Linked DNA regions of Homo sapiens: all the other regions are linked to region 1. The links are chromatin loops, found by intact Hi-C in ENCODE. Cell type or tissue: heart right ventricle. All regions are shown on one strand. Region 1 has its middle 70 kb from the start of STARD3NL. Region 2 has its middle 22 kb from the start of TRG-AS1. Region 3 overlaps NME8 (NME/NM23 family member 8).

Region 1 (5,000 bases):
TCTTTCCGTTTCCCTCATCCCCACTTTACATCAGTTCTAGACAAGGTAAAAATTAGAACATAGCTTTGGGAGAGTAGTTCCCAATAGCAGACGATCCAGAGTTTTAAAAAACAGAATCCCAGCCGGGTGCGGTGGCTCCCGCCTGTAATCCCAAGACTTTGGGAGGCCAAGATGGGAGTATCACAAGGTCAGAAGTTCAAGACCAGCCTGACCAACATGGTTAAATCTCGTCTCTACCAAAAATACAAAAATTAGCCGGGCATGGTGGCGTGAGCCTGTAATCCCAGCTACTCGGGAGGCTGAGGCAGAGAATCAACTTGAACCTGGGAGGCAGAGGTTGCAGTGAGCCGAGATCGCACCACTGCACTCCAGCCTGGGTGACAGAGACAGACTCAGTCTCAAAACAAAAAAAAACAAAACAAAAACAAAAACAAACAAACAAACAAAAAACCAGAAGCCCCAGAAACCGTAGACTGGAATATAAGAGATCTTATGGATGCACTACCGGACAGCCCTTCTGTAGCCACTTGGGTCATGAGAGTGAAATACAGTATGGCACCACTGTTTGTGATTAAAGATGTTAACGCTAATGGACTCCACTGGCATTCATGGCTAATTACTTAAGAAAAGATTAAAAGACAACCGTCACCATTTCATACTTCGCATTGGAATCATACATTGTAAAGCATTTGTTTCTTATTTGTCTCTTAATTACAATTCTTACCACTAGGTGGCATTCACCCAAAGTTGTATCTCCCTGGGAAAGTGATGCAGAGGCTGCAAATTGGCAGGGCCTGGACGTGGCTCACAAATATGCTTTGATTGGCCCATTGTGTTTTCAAACATTTGGATGACTGGTCAATATTTAAGATTAGAGAATTTTACCCTATAAAATTGTCTTTCTTGCTTTTCTTGACAAATAGAAGACTTGGCAATACTAGGTCTTTCTCCACCTGCCAACAATCACTTGATGGGACAAGGCTGCTCCCACAGAGGGAAAATGCACTCTTCATATCAGGCCCTGCTGCTTCTTCGCTTCTTATGTGCTTTAATTGATTATATCCCTGCTTGGCCCCTGCAGGTATTCAACTTGGTGACCCTTGCATTATAGTTTCACCAGAACTTTTGAGCAATGACCATTTATTCTAAAACACTAACAAAAATATAATTTCACATTGGAGTGCCTTTCAGAAATGCAGATGTAAAGTTAAAACAGAATAAATCATACAAGAATCAAGACCTGGTTACAGAATGATACAAAAATCTTGAATTAAGGAAAATAAGGGAGGACCCAAGAGCAAAGTAAACAGCCAGACACTATTAAAAGATAAAAGTACAAATGCATCCAGCAAATGTCAGTTTACTGGATCCAGCACTGGTTTAAAAACTCTATACGGGTCAGGGCCAGGTGCAGTGGCTCATGCCTGTAATCCCAGCACTTTGGGAGGCCAAGGCAGGTGAATCACTTGAGGTCAGGAGTTTGAGACCAGCCTTGCCAACACGGCCAAACCCCATCTTGACTAAAAATACAAAACTTAACCAGGCATTGTGGCGCACGTCTGTAATCCCAGCTACTCTGGAGGCTGAGGCAGGAGAATCACTTGAACCTGGGAGGCAGAGGTTGCAGTGAGCTGAGATCACACCACTGCACTCCAGCCTAGGAGACAAGAGTTTAAAAATATATATATATATGTGGATCAATGCATTAGGTTCTCAAAATCTCTCTATGAGGTGTAGTGTTTCCTTCTCATCCCACAGATAGAAAAAGTGAGGCCCAAAGTTGAATAACTTTTCCAAAGTCATAGATAGAAAGTGGCATACCTGGGCTTAATCCCAGGTAGATCTGAGGCAAAGCTTAAGCTTTTAGCTTTGACTCCAAGGCCCTTATTGCAAAGAGATTATTTGAGGAATAGGGTTGGCGTTGGAGTTTGGAGTTGTAGAATTGCTTTGCCATTCATACTGGTTCTTTCTGTGCCCTCAGATTGATGAATCCTGGTTTTCTCTGTTGAGTGAAGAGATAATTCCTGATGGAAGAAAATAGATATTTCTTTATCTTCTTTTTGAAGAGGAGGGAAGAAAAGGGTCCCTTTCAGATAGTGGCATGGCCTATTTGGATTACAGTCATTTGTTCCCTTCTCTCCCTAGGATTATCTTTCCTAGGATAACTTCAAATATCCCAGGGATGCTTAAATTTCATCCTGAAAGAGAAGCAGAACACCTGCTCTGTCAGTGATGAAAGCCACTCTTCTTTATAATTGCTGCCACACGGTGTCGCTGTTGAAACACAGGGAACATAGCCACCCAGGTATGGTCCCTGCTGTACAGTATTGTTGCTGAGTACCAGGCCATGCTGTGGTTGGTGAATACAACAGAGGAATGCTTTAATGACCCACAAGCACCACTGTCATCCATCTCTTGTCTGTGGTAGTTTCTCCACAGGGATAAGAAATGTCTCCTTGGTAGCACTTTCGACTATGATACTTTTGTGCCATTGTAGGCTTGGTCCACCCACAACTTCAGTCTTATAATTAAGACATGATTCAAGTTTACATATAAAGCCATTTTTATAAGATCCCCCGGGGCAGCTGAATTTGGAGGGATTTTCAGTCTTAGCCATGCAATTGCCCAGGATTACCTCTCGTCCCTCCCACCTTCTTTAATCATCCCCCACAGTGAAAGAACTTCCTCTCCATCCCTCTGCCTCAACAGCCATCCATTTTTTTCATCCAAGAAAGAGTAATTAACGTTCCTTTATGGCAACACCTGACCTTGTTGCAAACACAGGCTATAATATTAATGCCTGAAAGTTCTCTACTACCTAGAGAATTACTCTGCATGGAGTCAATCACCTTGGATGGATTAAAGCTGTGTATTTTGGTTTCATAGACTTGGCTGTGAACTGGGTGAAGCATCCTCAGCAGCTGAATCCCAAGAGAATAATCTACAAATTCCTTCTTAAAAAATAATTGGTGTCCTTATCGTTTGTTATAGAGCTAGGGGTGTGTGCAAGTGAACAAGAAATGATAGTTAAATAAAGTTTCCAATTCAGTAAAAGATGTTTCTCATATAATTTCACTCTATAGCAATGTTCTTTCTCAGGGAAATATTTCTGTATCTGTAAGTGGAGATTTGAGATGAAGAATATACATGAAAAAAATGCTAACTGAACATGGATTTCAGGATCATGAAATGACCAAGCTCTTGACGAATTGTCCAATTTGTTCTGGACATACATTAATATGGACATATAGTAAATTCTCAACTAATCAGAGAGAGCTGTTCACAACTAATCCAAAGTCAGAGTGGAAATAAACTATGCATCATCTTCTGGTGCTTCCCAGCTGACTTCCCACCAGCCTGTAAGCAGCCCATTCTCAAGGCTTGGTTCTTATTTTTCTGAAACCACCACAGCAGCTCTGGCCCTCTGCAGGAGAGGGAAAGGTGTCTTAGTGAATATCAATGGCAACAAGTGATAAGTACATACTGCCTAACTCCTGAGCCTTGCTTCATGGTTACCATTAGGAATCTGACTACTCTCTCGCATGGTCATGAGATGTGCCTGTATCCTAGTCTCCAAGATCTTCCGGGAAGTAGACTTGCACATCCTTTCTTCCCAATCAGTTCTAGAGGTAATTAGTCAAGCAAATAATTTTTTGTTAGTACCTATTATTAATTTATTAATTTTCCTATTAATTAAAAAAAGATTTCCTGAGAAGTCATTTATTTCTAAAATGGAGGGTATTCAGCAATCATTTTTTTATATCAGTCATGGAACCCCTCCCAAAGCAAAAAGAAAAAGTTTAGAATTATAGAAAGGTCTAATAGATCATCACATTCAAGCTTTTGAGTTTTCTTCATTTACAGGTAAGGAAGCTCATTGCCTTCAATATCAACCTTCCCATCTGTTAAATGGAGGGCTCCAGATGATTTGGCCTCAATTGTGCGGTTAGTTACTCGGTGTAAAAATAGCTAAAATCTCTGTCTAAGGCACCTTATGCTGCATTAGAACTAATCAGTCATTTTCTTCTAAAACCATTTGTACCCCAGAAATCAATGCCACTCTACATTACAATTCCAGGATACAGCTTTTAAAATGCTTGGCTGAAGTAAAGGAAGGAAAGTTGCTGGCATCGTGGCTATTCTATTGTGGTTTATAGGCAATCCAAACATCAGTTGTGTGTTGTTATAGTTCAATTCTCAAAGATTGTTATGGGATCCCACATTATGGTATGCTTAAAATAAAAACAAATAAAAACACAGAGACCTTGTTTTCTAAGGCTATGGGATGACATGCAGTTTTGTGCCACTTCATCAGAACTTGGTCTTTCAACCAGAGTGTTTATTACGAAGTGCAGTAAAGCAAAACAGAACCACAAGACAAACATTAAAGCTCTCTCTCCCTTTCTGAAAGATCTGAGGAGAGGATTTTCCTTCAGAAATAACATGTCTGCCTCAGTGCTCACTGTGCCCAACAGCTCTGTCTCAGTGAAAGAATTTCCCACGGGGTTCTACAAAAAAAAAAAAAAAAAAATACCTGACTATACTGAGAACCAGAGAAATGTACAATTTAAAGCCTCTTTAATTAAATGTCCTTCCTTCTTTGGAATGGAAACAATTTTATCAAGTTATCTTTGGAGTAGGATTGAGGTGAGCAGAGATGTATTCAGATTTAGTTCCAATGAGCTCCAGGTATGGAACAGATTATGTAAATTCTGTATGGAACAGAATTCTGTATGGAACAGAATTTACATAATCTCGAGCTCATGGAACTTCTGTTCCATACCTGGAGCTCATTAACATAATCTGTTCCATACCTGGAGCTCACTGGGACTAAATCCATTTCTGTAACTGAAAATGTCCAAGGGCAACTGGAAATAATAAATTGAGCAAGGCTAAAATTTTGGAGTTAGAAAAACTAAAAGAAATTTAGTGTGTGTAGTATAAATTAGCACGAGAGGACAAGGGTTCTAGAAGTCTGTCACCAGCTTTTCGATCAGTTC
Region 2 (5,000 bases), 210 kb after region 1:
CAGTCTGCCCTGCTCGTGGTTAGATCATGCTGCGTTTGTTACATGTTAACCTCCAGAAAAATGAATACCATTTAATGTCATATCCATTTTTTAATCGAGAGAAATAGGAAGGTCAGAGAAAACTTATGTAATGCATATTGACTAGTACAAAAGAATCACACTAAAAATGTGTATATATTATACCAGAAAAAAAATATATAATGAGTAGGAGAGGTTGAACCAGAAAAATAAGCATGGGTGACCTAGAAAAGCTGTTGGTGAGAGAGTACAACCCTGAAAAAGAGGAGGCTGGTCACTTGTATAGACTTATGCAAAGCTTCTGCTTTGAGAAAATATGTGGAATTTGGCAACTCCAAGTAGAGTCACCACATGAATGTTTATCTTAAAAACTGTTTACAAGCACACTGGTGGTAACTGTGGCTTCCCAATTCGTAATTATAAACAAAGACTCAATAAACATTTATTGAATGGGATGGCTCAAACTGTCTGCTGCTGTGCACCTCCCACAAGGCACAGTAGTAGGTAGCTATGTCCTGTTTCTCTACATTGTGAATGGTGAGAGTGGATGTAGACGTTTCAGGTATCCTATCCACCTCAAATTTGCCTGACGGAATGCCGGATTCCTTTCTGACAGTGCCGTCATATGAAATGGACACCAGGAACTGTATGACTTCACCAGGTCTCTCTCGATACCAATATACAGATGTTGCAGAAATTGTTATTCCAGACACCACACATTCCAGGCGGGCTGTTTTTGACAGCGTTTTAGTACTGGAAATTTGAGGTTGCTCTAGGTGACCTGCACCATATACACACACTGGGGAAAAAAATGGGAGGGAGTAAATAAACCAAGAATTTGGAATTTATAAAAATATATAACAATAGAGAATATCAGTCCAAAGTGATTGGGGGAGCAAAACTACTTACGAGCCCCAAGGACTGCCAGCGTTGATGTGTGGAGCAGTGACAGCATGTCTGCAGGCACTGTGCTTTCTGCCAGGGCAGCCTGAAATCACCGCAGAGAAGCGTTAGACCTCTGTGGCTTGGCTGAGTCCACCAAGTCAAACTTCCCATGGGTGAGGGTGACATGGGGCCCCCTGCATCGTTGTAAAGCGGTGTCCTCACCACCTGTTAGCACTTCCAGTCTGTGTGAAGACAGTCCTGCAAGGTCTGCAGCCTGAGATCAGACCACATAGTTTAGACGGCCACCTCAGACCACAAGGCGGCCACCCCAGCAAGTTGTCAGGCTGGTGTTGTTGGTTGCTGGGGCTGTGACATGCAGCATTGTCTTCTGAGAGCTTGTCTTCAACCAGCTGGAGAGATGTTGGTCCGTCAAGCCGCTTAGCTCTGCTCAGCTACCCACACAGCCTGCAGCACCGGGTCCTTCTGGTCACCTTCATGAGGCTGGGCCCTCCATCCCAGTTTGTTTGCTTCTGTTGAAGATTCAGGTTCCTGTCCCCTCCCTCAGCTACCTGAATAATGTACATCTCCTGAATCCCGGCTTCTCCTCAATGACAGTTTCCTATTGTCTGTTGTTCTTTCTCTAAGCCAAGACATTTAATCCGTCCCAAGGTATTTTTACAAACTGCTCTCCCCAGTGCATCCCTTAAAAGCTGCTGTGTTCCAGATTTCCATGCTTAATTTACCCACTGGGAGCTGCAGCTCACTGCCACTGCCCAGCATCGCAAGAGAGTATCATAACCTTATATCACTGTCCTGGGGAAACAGCAAAGGTCAAATTATGTTTTCTACCAAATGCGTGTCACTTTTGCACCATCATAAAGTAAAAAAAAATCTTAAGTCGGACCTCAGTTAAATCGAAAGCTGTCTGTACCCATATCCAGCTAACTCTTGGACATTTTCAAGTACGTCTGACATGGGATCTCAAACAAAGTCTGCTCATAGCCAGAGTGAACTCATTCCCTTCCCCCAAACCATATCTTCTTCCGAGTTCCCTGTATGACATAACTACCCACATTGCCCAAGCCAGGAGCTTGAGCATCAGCCTCAATTCTCCCCTCTAATTCACCGCACTCTAATTCCTGAGGATTCTACGTCCTAAACATTTCCTGGCTCACCACTGCCTCCACCTCACGCACCTCCATACATCCCATCTCGGCCCCTCCCACCCACCTTCCCCATGGCCACTAGACTGACCTGGTCCTTTTCCTGCTCTAAAGTCCTTGCTCTCTCTACCTTGCCTCTGAAGATGAAGTCCAGAGTTCTTAGGATAAGAGGTTCTCTGTGATGTGGCCACCCCCTCCCTGTCCTTCCATCTTCATTTAGTCACTTTCTGCCTGGAATTCCACGACCCACTTCTATGGATTGACTTGAATTTTTTTGTGTTTGGACTGCATTCTACTCCACATTCCCTGGCTAATTCCTGTTTATCCTTCTGGGCTCAGCCCCAGGCAGTCTTCCCCAGGAAGCTTACCTCACCCAGTAAGTCCAGGATGGAGATGCTTCAAATTGCTTTCTCTTCACGCCACCTAGTGCCTTCCTCTCTCCTAGCACCTCCTACCCAAGTCTTGGCCTGTTTACCCATTTCTCTCTCATTCTAAACGACAGTTAAGAGTTCCCAGGGGAGTAAGATCATGTGCTGTTTATCTCTCTATTCCCAGGTGTTTGTTGAATAGATGAAAGGGTGGAGTGAGGGAATGGATGGCCATTGTAGTATTTTTTTGTCGTTCTGATGTTAACAAAACATCACCATTTAAAATACAGTTTTTAAAGAGTTACCAAGCAATGGACACTTAGTGAATGCCTTAATGTGTCAAGCAGTTTGTAGCCATTATGATGTTTAATACCATAAATTTAGTATAATCTTCACAAAGCCCTACTCAAAGCAGGTCAGGTAATGGGTCAAGGTTTAACAGCTTGTTGGTGACAGATTTAAGATTAATTCTATCGGGCTGCAAAGCCTGAGCTCTTTGAGTAGTTCTCTCTGCCTCTGTTTTCTTATCTACCAAAGGAGAATAAAATCACAGCCTACCTTACTGGATGTTGCAAAGAATAAATGTTTGCCCAGGTAGACTGTTTAGGGCAATGCCTGACACAGAGCAAGCCCTTGGAAACTGATGGTGATTTCTGTTATACTCTCCCATGCTGCCTTCTGTGAACTTGCCCCTGCTCACCAGCAGCAATGCACCAGCTATGCCCTTGTCTTGCTAAGACAGACTAGCTGGGAGGCTCCCTAAAGCAAGAGACGATGAGAGGGAAAGAACTTGGGACCATTTCTAAGAAACAAAACTTGAAAAGTCTGGTGATGATGCCTCTGAAGGTGAGATCACTTAGGAAAGATAAAATCTTGGTCTCTAAGCTGGTCTATCACCCTGGAGGTTGAGGCTGAAACCAGGTAGTATAATTCAGAGGGAGATTGATTTTGGACATTGCTGTTTTCTTTATTTTGGAGATGAGGAAACTGATGGCTAGGAAATTTAAGAACTCGCTCAAGCTCACAGCATTCATGAAGAGTACAGCAGGTGTTGGTGAGGAGTGAAGGTGGAGGTTTGTGGTGGTGAAGGTTCACTGCAGTGGCAGAGTCTCCTCTTGAGGAAATGAAAGATGTTGTTCCATAAGGAGGTGACTGGGGAGCTTGCGCCTCCATTTGGCCACACCCTGATAGTCACCATTTCACCAAATTTACTCTTGTTTGGAGTAAAGCACTGAGAGAGGGGGCAGGCAGAAGAGGAGGCATCTCCTCTCTGTGCCCATTTGGTTTTATCAGCACAATTAGAAAAATGAAATGAAGGAACAACTCCAAAACAGAATGAAAGTTTCCTCCTGTATGGCCTCTGTCCTTCTCACACAAGTTGGAAGGCCTTAGCCGTGAACTGAGCCTTCAGTAGAGGTTAGAGACGCTGGGCTGTTTCAGAAGCAAGGCGTAGCGTTTTTTTTTTTTATTTCTTGTTGCTCAGACTGGAGTGCAATGGCACGATCTCGGCTCACCACAACCCCTGCCTCCTGGGTCCAAGTGATTCTCCTTTTGTTTTTTATTTGTATAAATTTAAGGAGTACAAGTGCAATTTTGTTACACACATATAATGCACAGTGGTAAAGTCTTGGCTTTTAGTATACCCCACACCTGGATAATACTCATTGTGATGTGAAATTACTTAATTTCCATCTGTATTCCTTCTGCCCCCCACCACCCTTACAAGCCTCCAATGTCTGGTTCCACACCCTATGTCCACTTGTACACATTATTTAGCTCCCACTTATAAGTGAGAACATCCAGTATTTGTCTTTCTATTTCTGAGTTGTTTCACTTTAGATAATGGCCTCCAGCTTCCTCCATGTTTCTGCAAAAAACAGGACTTCATTCTTTTGTATGGATAAGCAGTATTCCATTGTGTGTATATACCACATTTATTATGGATGAATAGTACTCCACTGTGTATATATACCACATTTTCTTTATCCAGCCATCCACTAATGGACATTTAGGTTGATTCCATATTTTTGCTATTATGAACAGTGCTGTGATAAATATATGAATGCAGTCTAATATAATGATTTATTTTTCTTTGGGTGGATATCCAGTTATGGGATTGCTGGATTGAATGGTAGTTCTATTTTTAGTTCTTTGAGAAATTTCCATACTGTTTTCTAGAGAAGTTGTACTAATTTACATTCTCATCAACAGTGTATTAAGCATTCTCTTGAAAAGGCATTTAAATTCAGCTTAGACTTCAAAGAATTTCTTTTTTTTCTGCACATAGAGCAGCAGAGGGGTTTCCTGTTTGGTGCTGGAGGATCAGTAACACAGGCTTTCTTTTTTTTTCTTTCATTTATTCTATGTTAAAAAAGACTGCTTTATATGAAGGTAGTGGGCATAGTGATCTTATGTGTATGGCTTTGCTTTAATACAAAAATCATAGTCATATAACTTAGCAGACATTTGGCTAAACCCCCTCATTTGTCAGATAGGAGAACAAAAGTCTAGAGAAGCTTGGGATACACACGTGTTCCACACTGGGGTGCTGTTGAAGGAGAAGTGG
Region 3 (5,000 bases), 210 kb before region 1:
TGGATAAAGAAAATGTGGTACATATATGGCATGGAATACTATGCAGCCATAAAAGGGAATGAGATCGTGTCCTTTGCAGGGACATAGAGTTGGAAGCCACTATCCTCAGCAAACTAATGAAGGAACAGAAAACCAAACACCGCATGTTCTCACTTATAAGTGGGAGCTGAATGATGAGAACACATGGACACATGGGGGGAACAACACACACTAGAGCCTGTCGGTGGGGGCTGGGGGAGGGAGAGCATCAGGAAGAATAGCTAATGGATGCTGGTCTTAATACCTAGGTGATGGGATGATCTGTGCAGCAAACTACCATGGCACACATTTACCTATGAAACAAACCTGCACATCCTGTACACATACTCCTGAACTTAAAATAAAGTTGAAGAAAAAAGTAGGCCTTTAATAAAGTTCTTAAACAGTTAGTAAATAAAGGAAATTTTGTTTCAAACAAAATGTAACAATACCAACAAACTCCCTAAACTCTTTCTTGGGCATCTCTGACCTGAGAGTCCTGCTGAACCCCCAGCTGCTCCCCCAGGCCACCCCACAACCCTCGCCTTTACACTCCAGCCTGTCCATCGTGTTCAGAAGGAGCTGCACAATCTGTCCTGGTATTTTTCTCACCCTCTTCCTATTGTCTTCCTAACCTTTGGTTTAACCAGCAATTCTGAATCCTTGAACGGGTTGGGTAGAAATCTTACTCACAAGTTAATATTTTTAACCCTGTCACAAATGTTTGTTCATTAACTCATTGCTCTGTAAATGTTTGATGACTGCTTACTTGCTCAGTCAGGCTGTCTATAGGTAAAGGTTAAGGCCCATCTCCCAGCTCTGTGATTTGTGTGCAAAACTTCAATATGGAAACTGATAAATGCTGAAAGATTAGTGTATAGCACTGTCATTTATTTTATTAAGTGCATTCTTTCTTTTCCTAGAACTTTGAGAAGATAATACATATGTTCACGTCAATATACAACCATTTGGCACAGCTTCCTGGGAGGAATAATAAGAAAAACATGCTTTGGAGGAAAACTCAAGATACAAAAATGAATGGCTATGCATAATAACAATAAAAATGTATTCCCCAAACAAATCTTAATGTTTATTTTTAACTGATCTTCCGGAAAAGATTTAAGGTATATAAATGCACACAATCTACAACAAGATAATTGAGGGAGGAACACGGAATGTGGGGAAGAAGAGAGTAGGAGAGATCAAATAAAGCCAGGAGTGGAGTTAAATACAAATGCATACTGCCTAATGTATATTGAAAATTGGTCAAAGTTTTGACTCTAAATTTTCTTGCAGAAAATGAGGAAAAGGATGACATGTAGATTTATATAGTTTGCAAACTATAGTACTGTCCAACAGTCCACGCAGTGTACCTAACTCCCTCATGGTAAGATAATGCAAGAAGGTAATAAGCCGATTTTGTTTTTGTTTCTTTTCCTCTCTCATGATGTACCCTGAATGACATTTTCTGCAGTGGTATGCCCTTAAGCCCATAGCCAGAGTAATGTGTGGTTCCCAGCATGTTAGCCGTGACACCCTCTTTTTCACTCAGGAGAAATATTAGATTGCACATGATTGAGAATAAGGTTGCTGAATGATTAACTTTTCAATTTAATTTCTTAACTCTAATATTAATAAAAGTAAGACGCTCACAAGCTTTGATCCTTCCACATTAGTAACAGATTACTCACTGCAATACTTTCATATTCCAACATAATGTTTGAGAAGCATGCCTGTGAACAGTGTTAAATTATACAAAATCTAATTATGTACATAGGAGTTATCAGTAAGGATATTTCTCAATCTTTCTCCAGAATGCAGTAAAAAATAAGGTAAATCGATTATCGGCTTCCTTTAGATTGTGCAGAGAAATAAGTACAGTCAATACCTTCACTTTCCTCGCTTCTTTCACCTTCCCTGCTCCCGCAGGTTGAATAGTATTATCTGATGCTTTCCATGGCCTGATAGTATCTGGATATTCATAATATGATTGTGCTGAGTGGCACACTGCTATTGCCTCAAGAATGATCCAGACCTTCGAATGCATTGGGGAGGGGGGAACAAGAAAAAAAAAAAAAAACTCTCTTAAAAGTGATATCGTATTTCACCAGCAGATGGCAAGCTACACTCAGTTGTGTGTATATGTGACTAAAGTTGTGCAAAGATTTCATACACAAGACATAGAGAAAGGCCATTTCTTTCTAATTGAAGTAGCTAGAAATCTAATAATCAATGTCTAAAGAGATCTATCCAATTAAGCTTTAAGTTGAGTTCGTCTTGGTCTCGAGGGGATTGTATTTAGTGGGTGGAACACAGCAGCAAGAGGTAGGCATGTAAGGACTGGGGTTAGCAGTACTTGGAAATATCTTCTTGCCTCTGGGGGAGAAAGATTTTAAAAGGCTAGAAAGTCACCAGGGCTTCTGCTAAATGGGCTGGTCTTGAATTTCGGCTGGACTTTAGGTAGTAAAAGCATGGCCTGGACCACTGTGGCTGAGACAAGTAAGGCCTGAAAAATCAGCAGGAAAAGTTGGAGCTTGAGGCTGAGAACTGTCAGCTGATGAGATACCCAGGAGGGTGGGGATGTGGGTCTGAATTCAGGGACAGGCTCAGTAAGTAGGCAATGGGACACCTGTGCAGAAACTGCCTCTATCCCATCAGCCAAATACATGAGGATGACTTCGCTGGGATGAGGTCAGTGTCTACATGAATTCCCCCAGACAGAACAGTCCCCATTCTCTAGTACTGGCTCAGTCATGCACCTTGACCCTAAAGCCAGAGTCTCTCTGATGGCTACACCCAGTCCATCCAGCCCAGTTCCATGACAGGACACCCAAAGCATTCTTGATTTGAGCCTAATGCTCTCCAGTACCTTCTTTGGATGCCCTGTGGAAGATGGACAGATTTCGTAAAATATGCTGTCCTCTATTTGTGGCCCTCTAGCTGGACTGTCTTAGTGCCCCTTCTGGACACTGAAAGGGATTCCTGACACTGATGCCTATCTGAACTGTGTCTGAACCTGCTCAACCATTGGAAGCTACTTTGGATGACCTCCAAAGCCAAACATTTTATGCATTCCAAAAAGGGAGAAAGTTGACTCAGCAATTGTCTGCCTAATTTTCAGCTGCTGAACTATTTCAATGACATAATGAATATTTTAAATGATTATAATTATTCTTAAAATGTTAGTGAATTTTAAAAGTCCATCAGTTTGAATCAACAACATTATTTTAGATTTATTTTGGTACCATGGCGAAATTTTATTCATAATACCATTTTTTTTGCTTAACTTCAGTTCTTTGCACCTTGTTATATTATTCAAGTTCTTATAATGTTATGAGATTTAGGAATAGTCCTCTGATTATATGCCCTCCCTGTTAGCTGAATATAATTGTTAATAAACAATTTAATTGTTTTCCCTTTTCATAATATGTCATTTAAGTGAGCCATACTGGCCATTAGAAAGTTGTTCTCATTGAGATACTGCAGCTGCATGTTTTAGTTATAAAATTTTTCTCATACAAATATCACAACTAAATATATTAGACTTAGGCTGTAAAGGCAAAATTACACACCATGGCTTTGTTCTTGACATTAATTACCTCTTTACAAATATTTTCTTACATTCCAGTAGACAGAAATTTCTCTCAGGTAGCAAAGCAAATAAATACTGTAAGTTCTGTAGTGGTGATCAACATATTCTTTCTTTAATAAATTCGAAAAGAAAAAGACATGAAAAAGCATGAAGACAAAAGTCGAAGGCTTAGGGATTAAATAGTGTATGGCTGCCAGTTACAGAAATTGACAGAGACATTCTGTTGCTTGACACTACTTTATAGTTTGTGCTGGAAAAGTATGGTGGTCAAACTTTAATATTTTTATGATTGTCATAGTGTGATGAGTATGAGAATGTGAATCACAACCTCCAATTGCAGGGGCCATATTGACAAGGGTTCTAGCTCTGCACCCTGAAATTCACTGTCACCTTTGCAGCAAGACCACACTACCTATGGGTTGCTCCCAGTCAGTGACTGAGCACAACAGGATACTTAGAGCTATCCCTGGGAGAAGAGGGACTCCTTTGACAGATGACTGGCTCAAGACTCCCAAGTAACCTTGCCAAACTTTCCTTAGACTTTACAGCAGTCTGGAATGCTTCTACCCAACCTTTCTTCTCTCTTCCCTCTCTCCTTCACTCAGGGTGGACATCCATTGTGCTCTGACAGCTCTCCCAGCCCTACCCAGATCCCTCCCCATTCTCTCTCACAGGCGTTTTGCACATTTAATTCTGTTTTGGCATTTGCTTCTCTGAGGACCCAGATGAAAACACATATGATCAAGGGAATAGTTTTCAAATTAGCATGTCTAAATGTCTTTAAATCAAACTACATTCTATATATATACCTGTCTGATAATATTTTTGTAGTATCTGATAGTTATAAAAGTAACACATGTTCATTAGACAAAATATAGAAAACCTTTATGGCTTACACTCTTTTTTTTTTTTTTTTGAGACTGAGTCTCGCTCTGTCACCTAGGCTGGAGTACAATAGCGTGATCTTGGCTCACTGCAATCTCCACCTCCCTGGCTCAAGAGATTCTCCTGCCTCAGCCTCCCAAGTAGGTGGGACTACAGGCGCCCGCCACCACGCCTAATCTTTTGTATTTTTGGTAGAGACGGGGTTTCACCATGTTAGCCAGGATGGTCTCGATCTGACCTTGTGATCCACCCGCCTCAGCCTCCCAAAGTGCTGGGATTACAGGTGTGAGCCACTGCGCCCAGCCTATGCTTTGCACTCTCTTATGGCAACATTTTTTATGGTCTTTAGTATTCAATAATGAAGGAAAGTTATTTGTGTCACAAACACCTATCCTACACTGACATGACTTGGGAACCACATTCAAAAGTCCATTTTCACAAATTATTGGTAAAATAAACTCTGATACATCCAAGCTATGCAACTGTCCAATATAAACCTACTGTT

Evidence for each region. Hi-C counts contacts between places; a loop is a spot of excess contacts. Peaks named below come from ENCODE experiments on the same cell type or tissue, not always from the same donor. Only the 100,000 strongest peaks of a DNase experiment are listed, where the experiment ranks them.
Region 2: it touches region 1 in a loop (9-fold over the local background); 53 of 110 quality-filtered maps call a loop at or near these places.
Region 3: it touches region 1 in a loop (5-fold over the local background); 72 of 110 quality-filtered maps call a loop at or near these places.

Annotation. Positions count from the first base shown.
Region 1 is chr7:38,105,345-38,110,344 of GRCh38, forward strand. No RefSeq gene overlaps it. Among named protein-coding and RNA genes, the nearest start is that of STARD3NL, 70 kb to the right of the region's middle. In heart right ventricle, CTCF peaks have their summits at 730 (motif pointing right) and 2,270 (motif pointing right); DNase peaks (open chromatin) are centred at 799 and 2,297.
Region 2 is chr7:38,316,520-38,321,519 of GRCh38, forward strand. It overlaps TRG and TRGV9. Among named protein-coding and RNA genes, the nearest start is that of TRG-AS1, 22 kb to the right of the region's middle. RefSeq lists a silencer at 2,407-2,586. In heart right ventricle, a CTCF peak has its summit at 2,499; no DNase peak of the experiment used is centred here; H3K27ac peaks cover 554 bases.
Region 3 is chr7:37,899,303-37,904,302 of GRCh38, forward strand. NME8 (NME/NM23 family member 8) reads left to right here. Exons shown (of 18, transcript NM_016616.5): 18 at 942-1,095. Among named protein-coding and RNA genes, the nearest start is that of SFRP4, 15 kb to the right of the region's middle. In heart right ventricle, a CTCF peak has its summit at 2,141 (motif pointing right); no DNase peak of the experiment used is centred here; H3K27ac peaks cover 572 bases.